2 separate regions of the Mus musculus genome follow, and region 1 is linked to region 2. Evidence: chromatin loops called from intact Hi-C (ENCODE). Cell type or tissue: left cerebral cortex. All regions are shown on one strand. Each heading gives the region's core, and the rest is flanking DNA. Links, peaks and the distances in the headings are about the cores only.

Evidence for each region. Peaks named below come from ENCODE experiments on the same cell type or tissue, not always from the same donor. Only the 100,000 strongest peaks of a DNase experiment are listed, where the experiment ranks them.
Region 1: it touches region 2 in a loop (11-fold over the local background); 36 of 42 quality-filtered maps call a loop at or near these places.

The regions. Positions count from the first base shown.
Region 1 is chr5:18,085,576-18,090,961 of GRCm38, reverse strand. No RefSeq gene overlaps it. Among named protein-coding and RNA genes, the nearest start is that of Gnat3, 130 kb to the right of the region's middle. In left cerebral cortex, for the core only: a CTCF peak has its summit at 2,766 (motif pointing left); a DNase peak (open chromatin) is centred at 2,961; H3K27ac peaks cover 565 bases.
Region 2 is chr5:18,442,998-18,448,383 of GRCm38, reverse strand. No RefSeq gene overlaps it. Among named protein-coding and RNA genes, the nearest start is that of Gm31752, 50 kb to the left of the region's middle. In left cerebral cortex, for the core only: a CTCF peak has its summit at 2,215 (motif pointing right); a DNase peak (open chromatin) is centred at 2,207.

The DNA of each region.
Region 1 (5,386 bases), core at 280-5,279, 360 kb after region 2:
CGTGTTCTTGGATTTGGTTTGCAAATATTTTACTGAGTATTTTTGCTTCTATGTTCATAAGGGAAATTGGTCTGTAATTGTCTTTTGTTGTCAAGTCTTTCTGTGATTTGTGCATCAGGGTAACTGTGGCCTCATAAAATGAATTGGGCAATGTTACTTCTGTTTCTAATTTGTGGAATAATTTGAGAAACATTGGCACTAACTCTTCTTTGAAAGTCTGCTAAAATTCTGCTCTAAAATCATCTGGCCTTAGTCTTTTATTTATTTAAAGTCTTTTAATGACTGCTTCTATTTCACTAGGGGATACAGGGCGATTTAAATTGTTTATTTGACCTTCTTTTAACTTTGGTAATTGCTACCTATAGAGAAAATTATTAATTTCTTTTAGAGTTTTCAATTTGGTAGAGTACATGGCTTTAAAGTATGCCCTTACATTCTCTGGATTTTCTCAGTGTCTGTTATTATGTCACCTTCTTTGTTTCTGGTTTTGTTAATTTGTTCATTGTCTCTCTACCTTTTAATTGGGCAAGGGTTTGTCTTTTCTGTTGATTTTGCCAAAAAGCCAACTCTTTGTTTCATTGATTCTTTGTATTATTGTCTTCATTTCTATTTCATTGATTTTAGCCCTTAGTTTTATAAAACCTTGTTTTGTACTGGGCAGAGGATCATAGAGCAAAGGGCAATAGCAACAGGTTTCCTGCTACAGAGCTGGAAATGATACTGAGGGAATTTGATCTCAGAAGCAGTAGGAGAGGTTGCCTGCTAGTTGCCTTGGGAGGAGCAGCCTTGTTGTTAGCAGGAAGTGCCCTCTGGGCTTGGGGTCTGGGACAAAGCAACAAGCAGAGTTAGGAAGGCTAGAGGGGGAGGAGCTGTGGTACGCAAGGGAGACAGAATGGGGGACAGGGTCAGGGAAGGCTGCTGAGGGAATACTGCTGCAGAGCTGAGAATGAGACAGGATTAGGTCTGTGAGACCAAGGAAGAAGAAAGGTGCTGAGAGCCGTCTACCTGATTTTCTGGCAGTTATGGCCTTATGTTAACAAGGGGTGCCTGCTGGTTAGGGGGCTCAGATTAAATGGCTGAGCTGAGGGAGGGAAGTTAAGAAGGGATGGACTGTGGGGTCCAAGGAAACATAGGCAGTAGGAAAGGACAGATACACAAGGTGGTCTTTTGTGAAGCTGAGTATGAGACTCAGAGATTGGACTTGCTGGGGGGAAAGAAGTGGTGAGGGTCTTCAGCCTACTTGTTTCCCTGTTCTGCTTAGCTGGTGTATTTCCCATGAAGGCCTGCTGGTGCTGGAGGCTGAAATACTGGACTGAGTTGGGGGGAATGTTTGGGGCAGAGGATCTTTGAGATCCCTAGGGGATGGGGTCAGATAGGAAAGAGACTATAGTAGTCTTTCTGCTACAGAGCTGAGGGGGAATTGGGTTTCAGGAACAGTAGAAGAGGTGTAGGTTCCCCAAATGTTTTTGGATGATTATTTAATCTTTAGTATAAAACAAATATTAAGTTTTTATTGGGAGCAGGTACAAAAGCAAAACAAAACAAAACAAAATAACAAAAAACAAAAACAAAAACCAACCCACAGAGTACATTATTTTTAAAATTAGGTGCAGGCACCAGAAGGAGTGGATAAGGGTGGTATCCAGATACTGTGAAAACATTAATATAAACCAGGTCTAAGCCACACATCAACATGGGTGTTTAGATGAGTTTTGTCATCTAAGCTTAGCTTCCTAATAGCTAAAATGAGGATATTTGTTCTATTTAAAACCATTGCAAATTAAAAATTAAACCTCTTTCACAATGCATGGGGTACTTTCTGGTGGTAAAATTATTTAGCATTATTCTTAAAATTATTTAGATGATTATTCATTTTAAGTTCCTTCCTATTAATAAAATAATACTATATGGAAAATAATTAACTCACATCTCATATAACAATGAACAAATAAAAAAACCTTAGAAGACCATTTAATTTCATCCACTAGGAATCTCACACATGATATCTCATAGAGAAATTAAGAAAAATTAAAATATGAAAATCCCCATACCATTATAATGAGCGTAACTCTGAATCTTTGGGGAGTTCTCTGGATGCAGAACATACATACATATACTGTGTGCATAATTCCTTTTCATTTTTATCATTGTTACTTTTATGGCTTTAATTTTATTAACACCCAGTGTGTATGAACTGTAGTTTAAACCACATTGTCTCCGCTGGAAATGGCAGAAGCTGACCATCCTGTATCTTTTGCGTGAGAGATTTAGACACAAATGACCAGTTTTCAGAAGGTGGAGAAGGACAAAAATGCAAAGTAAATCCATGAGTGCTTGGTTGAAATTAGGTGGAGCCGACTTAGACGTTCAAAAGGAGATGCTAACTCGATGGAAAATTCTTTTCTGGTCCTGCCCCACTGTTAGGTTGATTTAAATAGTGAGTTTTTAAAGAGCCCTGTAATCTAACTGCCAGAAAGATAACGCATTGGGGGCAATTTAAAGGGAGAAGGGATTATCTTTCGTATGGTTTCAAGTATAGCACACCCTGGTGGAGAGAATACGGTAGAGTTCATAGCAGAGGGAACCTTTGGCAGGGTTTCCTAATAGTGTGGGCTCAGGAAGCACAAAACTCAGGTCAGAACCAGAAACAGTTCGTTCAGGTCCCAGCCCCCACAACTCACACCTGCTAACAAGGCTGCATTCCTTTGTCCTTGACTTTCTAAAACAGCGCCACCAAGTGTTCAAACACATGAGCTGTGAGGGATCTTTCAGACTGGACCAAAGCAAGGACCCATTCAGTCGAGAAATTGTTAATCAAAATAGTTTTCTTCCCCATTCAATACACATGTTACTTTGCTGCAATGCATTTTCATGTGTGTTCAACTAAAAATAGACTGCAGGATGGAGAATGCAGTTATTTTTTTCCCTCAGTATAAGCTGCATCTGTAGTCTGAAGTGCGTCACTTTAATTCTGCCATCTGGTGGTTGAAAATATTGATGCTCTTGCCGTCTGTGAATCTATGTTAATTCGACTTATACATGTACCAATTTACATCTCCAACCAAGATATAATGTGCCATATATGAAATTGGCATACATTTCAGAACTGTGGATTACACATAGAAAATGAATTATGTATCTCATTTCTGCATTTTTCATGCAAAAATCTATGCTGACTCATGTACTATTTGCACATGAATATAATCCTATAAATGGTGTTTTTATTTTATTTTTTTGATGGAGATAGAGTTCTTTATTTCCATTTTGGCATACTCTAAAAATACTTCCTCTGTATTTGATTAAGTATATGTTGTTAGAATGTCATTTAATTGAGAAGTCAGTTTTCATATAAATTACTAATTTGGGCTAATTTTGTATTAAGAATAGACCATTAACAAAAAAATACTATATGTAAAATGAAAGACCAAATCTAGTGTCATGGGCCTGTAGTTCCAGTGATGGGTGGGTGAGACAGAAGGATTATCAGATACAGAATCTGGCTTGGCTCCAGTAAATAAAAGACAAGTCTGGATAGCATCATGAGATTGTTTCAAAATTAAAAAAAATAAAAAAGTAAAGAGAGGACTGGGATGTAGATCAAAGCCAGGAGACTTTCCTAGCACACACAGGATGTAGGTTCAATTCAAATACTGAGGGGAAAAGATGAATAATTATGACTTTAAGTTTTATGGCTTGGAGTGTAGCATACCCACCCACCCTCACACACACGCACACACACACACACACACACACACACAGAGAGAGAGAGAGAGAGAGAGAGAGAGAGAGAGAGAGAGAGAGAGAGAGAGAAACAGGGAGACAGGGAGACAGGGAGACAGGGAGAAAGAGAAGAGAGAGAGAGAAGGAGGGCTGGGGAAGGGAAGCAAAGCCACATTTATTCAATGATTTCAGCCTTTATTCCTTCAGTTTGCAATCCATGGTTTATTGTTCACCTTGCATATTAGGAAAAGTACGGAAACATAGCAGGTGTAAGTGTAGTAGGAACATGAGAGACTAAAGCTTACAGGCATACGTAAATAGAACTTGGCCCTTCTCCTCAACTCAATTTCTAGGTCCTGACCATATTGTTATTGAAGCATTTTGCTGTCACTGGTTCCCAGAACACCCCAGTGGCTCCCAAGAGGGCTTTTCACAACTGCAGGGGTGAACTTCTCAGCCATGTGCTCACTCGCCTGGCTTGTTTCATTGCGGAAACTCTGCTGCTTATGCAAGAAGAAAGAAAGACTCAGGATGAATATAAATATTTTTCAATACTGGCTGAAGCTTTTGTTTTTGTTATTGTTTCTTTTGGAGTATGTGAGTTATTTTTTCTATCACAGAAGATTTAACAAATTAAATAACACTTCAGGATGGTTTTCTTGGATGAACTGATGTCATGCAGTGGTTAGTATCTTAGAAGACTCATCTACAGTGGGATAGTGACTTCACCTGCTCTCCTTCCCCTGTAACCTCTGGCTATTCATTCACATTTTTATCACTAAAGGTTCTAAAAGTTTAACAGCTGAAGATATACATTTTGTCAGTATTCATGAGTTAACTTTGTATTCTTTCATTGATTCTGGTGCTCCATATATAGAGGAAACAATAGTGAGTAGAGGAAGATAACATTGTTTGAGACAAGAAAAAAAATCCTCCTCAAAGTCTCCACTTATAAGGGAGCTTGAAGTACAGGGAGCAGCGAAATAGCTTTAAGGTCAACCTTCTCCAGATCGCTTCTGTCTTTGACAAAATAACTCTAGGGATGGTCAACACGAGACCTTATCCAGATAGCTTCTGATTTTGATAAATGCCCCTTCTAGTCTGTGATGTTATCTCACCTTCAGGAGAGGGACCCAAGGTTTCTCTTATACTGAAAGCACTAAGAGTCTGATATTAGTTATTAAAAACATCCCCATAAAAATACAAAGAAGGAAGATATTCCGTGTCTCCCTTGGCCTTTCTAAAGCATTTTCTTACACTGTTTGCATGATTCCCCCTTTAAAAAAAAAAAGACAAGGACTTATTAAAATATGACTAAATGTTCACTGAAGTTATAAATACACAGGTTTGTTTTCTTTTAATGTATTCTAGGCTTTCCTTGAGTTTGAATTTCAATTTTTTTGTACTGCATGCAGCTATCACTGTGGTAACCTTACAAATAAAAAAACATGGCTAGCATATGCACTGAATGTAAAAAGTTTCTGTGGATAGCCTTGATACATTGGTGATAGAAAAGGAATGCTTCCATTCTCAGCTGAGAAACCAGGGTGAGCATTTTTTCTTCTAAAATTATTCCGCACCAAATATATTTTGTTCACAACCATAAAGATGATGTTGAGGATGGTGACAGGTTGTGATCACAATTTCCTCTGCGCCAAGAAGGAAT
Region 2 (5,386 bases), core at 102-5,101:
GCACATACCACATCACATTAGACAAGTAGTATGACCAGCCCTCCCTTACTCACACCCTCAGGCATCTTATCTGTTGCCCACCCACCCACCCCTACCAGGACCAGCTCCACTGTGCTGTCCCAGCAAGCTCTCCAGAGCACTTCAGCCGGTGAGGGGTGGGGCCAGTTCTGCAAAGCCCTTGGATATCTACGAGGTCCCGGGCAGCTGTTCAGACTGGGGATGCCCCATGGCCTCTAGTCGGATTATGAGCCACTGACCCCTGCCTTAGTAGTAGTACATGCTGGGACTTCAACATGGCCTCAGGTGACAGGGCTGAATATTCATAACTGGCTATTCCTCTCCTCCCTCTAATATCCAGTTCCACCTTTCTTCATAATGCTCAAAGCGTTCCACTTCTCTTTCTTTCCTGTCTGCTCACCACACACTTGATACTGTAATGGCTCCCACATCAGACAGCCACGCGACACAGCTGGCAAGTCTCTGGGTGACCTCCTCTGCGGTGCACTGTGTGGCCTGTGGCAAGCAAGCTTCTGGGTGTCCACTGTGTGGCATAGAGGCAGGTGTGTGTCTGGATGTCTTCCCGCTCTCGCACTGCCTGTCATAGCAGTAGTGAGGCCTTTATGCGACTTGCTAGCCGGAACAATGCGGTGGCAGACAGGTTTCTGGGCTCTCCCCTGACTCCAACCTCCACCCGCAGTTGGTATGGCCTTTATGAGATATTAACTATTGGATGGATCACAGGGCCCCCAATGGAGGAGCTAGAGAAAGTATACAAGGAGCTAAAGAGATCTGCAACCCTATCGGTGGAACAACATTATGAACTAACCAGTACCCCAGAGCTCTTGACTCTAGCTGCATATGTATCAAAAGATGGCCTAGTCGGCCATCACTGGAAAGAGAGGCCCACTGGACAGGCAAACTTTATATGCCCCAGTACAGGGGAACGTCAGGGCCAAAAAATGGGAATGGGTGGGTAAGGGAGTGGGGGGTGTGGGAGACTTTTGGGATAGCATTGGAAATGTAATTGAGGAAAATACGTAATAAAAAAAAAAAAATAAAAAGGAAAAAAAATGTTATTCATTGGCATTTATTCTTGGTATTTAGGATTAATTACCAAAACACATGTTTTAAAGGAATATTTGAACTTAGATCTTTACATTTAACCAGTTTCATATTAATAAATAATATCATATATACATATATGTAATTAACAATAAATATAAACTTCATTATTTTACAAATTATTCAATTCTACGTATTAGTGTGTCTAGTAGATTGTAATATAGGTAGTGTTTCCTTTTTTTTTTCTTCTGTAAACTACAGATAAAAACATTTTATTTCTACCCAGATAATTTTTTTTAATTTTTTTGATTAGGTATTTTCCTCATTTAAATTTTCAATGCTATACCAAAAGTCCCCCATACCCACCCCCCCACCCACTCTCCTACCCACCCACTCCCCCTTTTTGGCCCTGGTATTCCCCTGTACTGGGGCATATAAAGTTTGCAAGTCCAATGGGCCTCTCTTTCCAGTGATGGCTGACTAGGCCATCTTTTTTTTTTTTTTTTTTGCAGGACCACTTCATGATTTTTTTTCCATTTCTTATTAGGTATTTAGCTCATTTACATTTCCAATGCTATACCAAAAGTCCCCCATACCCACCCACCCCCACTCCCCTACCCACCCACTCCCCCTTTTTGGCCCTGGCGTTCCCCTGTACTGGGGCATATAAAGTTTGCGTGTCCAATGGGCCTCTCTTTCCCTAGGCCATCTTTTGATACATATGCAGCTAGAGACAAGAACTCCGGGTTACTGGTTAGTTCATATTGTTGTTCCACCTATAGGGTTGTAGTTCCCTTTAGTTCCTTGGGTGCTTTCTCTAGCTCCTCCATTGGGGAGCCTGTGACCCATCCAATAGCTGACTGTGAGCATCCACTTCTGTGTTTGCTAGGCCCCGGCATTGTCTCACAAGAGACAGCTATATCTGGGTCCTTTCAGCAAAATCTTGCTAGTGTATGCAATGGTGTCAGCGCTTGGAAGCTGATTATGGGATGGATCCCTGGATATGGCAATCACTAGATAGTCCATCCTTTCGTCACAGCTCCAAATTTTGTCTCTGTAACTCCTAGTGTTTCCTTTTTTATCTACAGCTTCTTCTACCAATGAGTACTAAAGGAGAGTTGGTTGTCAAAGAAAATATCATGATCCACCACGAGGTGGCAGAACGGCATTTGCAATATCGTATTTCAAGCAAGGCTTGAAGTTGCTGATGAAGAAAGGTGAGGGTTGCTGGAAGAATTGTTTAGAGGGTTATAATTTGATATCGTTCCCCAAACATCTCCCCAGTTAATGAACTTGCGTGTCATTAGTTTTCCAACGGCTAGTAAGTCCTCACAGAAACATTTTAAAACAGTGTCGCTGCAAAAATTAATTTGGACTCATCTCTTCTGAAGTTAAAACTGAGCTTCAAGTTCAACTTTTTTCTTACACGATACTACAAAATAGTTAACCATGATGATCTGATGCCTTTATTCAAACTCCGGTTAGTCCGCGAGAGGACTCTGTCCTCAGAAGTCATCAGATACACCCCGTTTCTTCTGCAATAATTAGGTAAGAGGGCGTCAAGAACATATCAAACTTCTGTTTACATGATTCAGAATTTCATAAATAGTAAACTTTGACCCATCTTTAAACCTTTCTGGTTTTTCTAGAAAAGAGTGCTTTACTTGGAATAGATCATACATGTAAAACAGCCCGTTCCTGAAGTTCTGGAAGAAGCAGAGTGATGGTATTTCAGTAGACAAAGGGAGGGATCTATAAAACGAAAGGGTCGTTCATAAGGATGTGGCTGTAATACTGAAATATTTCCCAGTTTTCACCTGAAAACAAATTAGAAAAGAAAGAGAAATCTATAAACTATATTTTCAGAAAAATAGATAATATGCATCTACAAAGACATTTATAATGAGGATAAAAGTCAGGAATGATACAAAATGACAGGGTGATGATAAATCAGGTTCCTCCTACATACCTTTCCTTCTTTCTTTGCTATTATATCTTGTTTTGTTTTGTTTTTTTTAATCATTTCTTTTATTTCAATCCTGGAAAATATTTTTGTTTATATTGAATTCATAGTGACACAATGTCAACCCAAATCCATATTTTTCGTCCTTGTTTCCTTTGTTTTTTTTTTTTGTTCTTTGTTTTTTTTGCAGGGGGGGGGTCTGTTTTAGTTTCATTTTTTAATTTTTAAATTTATTTTTTGCACATTTGTGTATTGTCTGCATTCATGTCTGTGAGAGGGTGTCAGATCCACTGGAATTATAGTTACAGAAAGCCGTGAGCCACCATATTGGTACTAGGAATTGAGCACAAGGCCTCTGGAAAACAGTCGATGCATTCACCTTTAAGCCCTGTCCCCTAGTTTTATTTTTTGGTGATACTAAGTAGATGATAAATTCAGAGATATGGAAAAGCTGGAAATCTAACAGAAGACCTCAGAAAATGTGATTATGTTTCCTAACCCAAGTCTCGGACTAACCATTGTGTTTTATGTGCAGAGAAAAAGCAGGGCTTCATAAATGCCAGGAAGGCACTCTGCAGCACTGCAATATCCTCAGCCCTCAAATGTAGCCATCTTTATTTTCATTTATTTTATGTGTATGATGTTTTGTCTTTCTGAATATATGTGCACTCCTTGCATTCTTGCTGCAGGTGGAGGCCAGAAGAGGGCATCAGATCTCCTGGAACTGGAGTTACAAATGGTTGTGAGTCACCATTTCAATCCTGGGAATGAAACCCCAGTCCTCTGGAAGAGCAGCAGCAAGTGCTCTTAACCACTGAGCCATCTCGCTGGTCCTACATGCATCATTCTTAGTGGAGGAACCCTAGAACACTTCATTAAATTTTTTCAGGAACAAAAGTAAAGTTGCACTCTGTATTGGTCATATAGTAGTCATTTGGTCATATAGTAGTTATATTTCTATAACACCACAGCCTAAGACAACACACATTCACACAGCTTGGGAATCTGCAATCCAGGCAATAGGTGTTCTGCTGGGAGTCTCACAAAGTACCATCAAGATATCTATCTACTAGGGCTTCTGTGTCATCATTAACAGTAAAGGGCTGACTTTGGGAGGGCCAGGATTGCATTTGCAGCTTTCCTTTTGGTCTGCCTGAGTTTTATCCAGGTCTCTCTGGTCCTGAGTGTTCTTTCTCCCAAGTCTTCAGTGGGGACAAACTACAACGTGGCAGCCACTTCAGAGCCAGTAAGGGAAAGAGTGGAGCAGGGGAGTAGCTCTCCAAGAGAAGCAGCACTCCCTCTGTGTGCCTGCTCAACACTCATCCACGCATCACACCATTGCTGCTTTTCTGTTAGCTGTAAGCGAACTAGACACCATGCCCGCAGGATGTGAAAATGACTGAAGCTCGAGAAACAGGCCTCCTGGAGCCACACTCTGGGGTCTGTTTATACCACCAACGGTGAATTTGATCTAACATTGTATTTGTGTATTATCACTGTGCTTCAACTCACACCAAACAGGGCATCAACACAGTGTACGGCAGCAAATATCCCAAGTGGGCTTTTCCTCCTCCTGATACTATATTTTCAGCCTGACTGAAAATTAATCAAGAAAACAAAGAATAAAATAAGAGAAATAAATCCAAATACAAGACTAATATGTACAAATGAAGATATTTTTACAGAAATTGTAAAGGAAATCTAAGAATTTCTGTTTTATCTAAAATAAAGTATTTTGCCTTTTGAAAGATTATTTCTGAGGTTTTCCTGGGGGACAGAGGAGATTATAGTTTTTGTAATTACTGCTATTTTGTGGGTTTGTCTTGTTTTATTAAAACAGGTCTTGCTCTATATGTTTGGCCTGCCTGAAACTTGATGTACGTACCCAACCGACCCCACATTTCTGATAATCTCCCTACCTTTGCACATGATAGATTAATGCACATATGCTAGGCTCATATATTTCATATTATGTAAAGTGACAAGAGAAACTTTGACTAGTAAATTATTTTAGTGTCAATCTAATATAAGGTTGACAATATGAAAACAAGAATAGAGCCTGTGGCAGTAATATACAGAGAGGCCAAGTAGACTATGTCATATTTATGCATAATATTCATAATATTCAAAGGAGACAAAAAACCTCCATAAAACCTTTTCTGCTTAAAAACTCATTCCAATTGTGTACAAACAAGGGCAGGTAATGGCCACACAAAGAAATTTACAAGTCTTTCCATAAATTCTGGGCATAACATTTAAAGAAACTCTTTAAGGTTATGAAAAAGAACCCAAAACAGGCAGTTTTAGGAATATTTGCTCCTAGAGAATTGTTCTTTCGTGGCTTTCTCTCTGGACACTCCT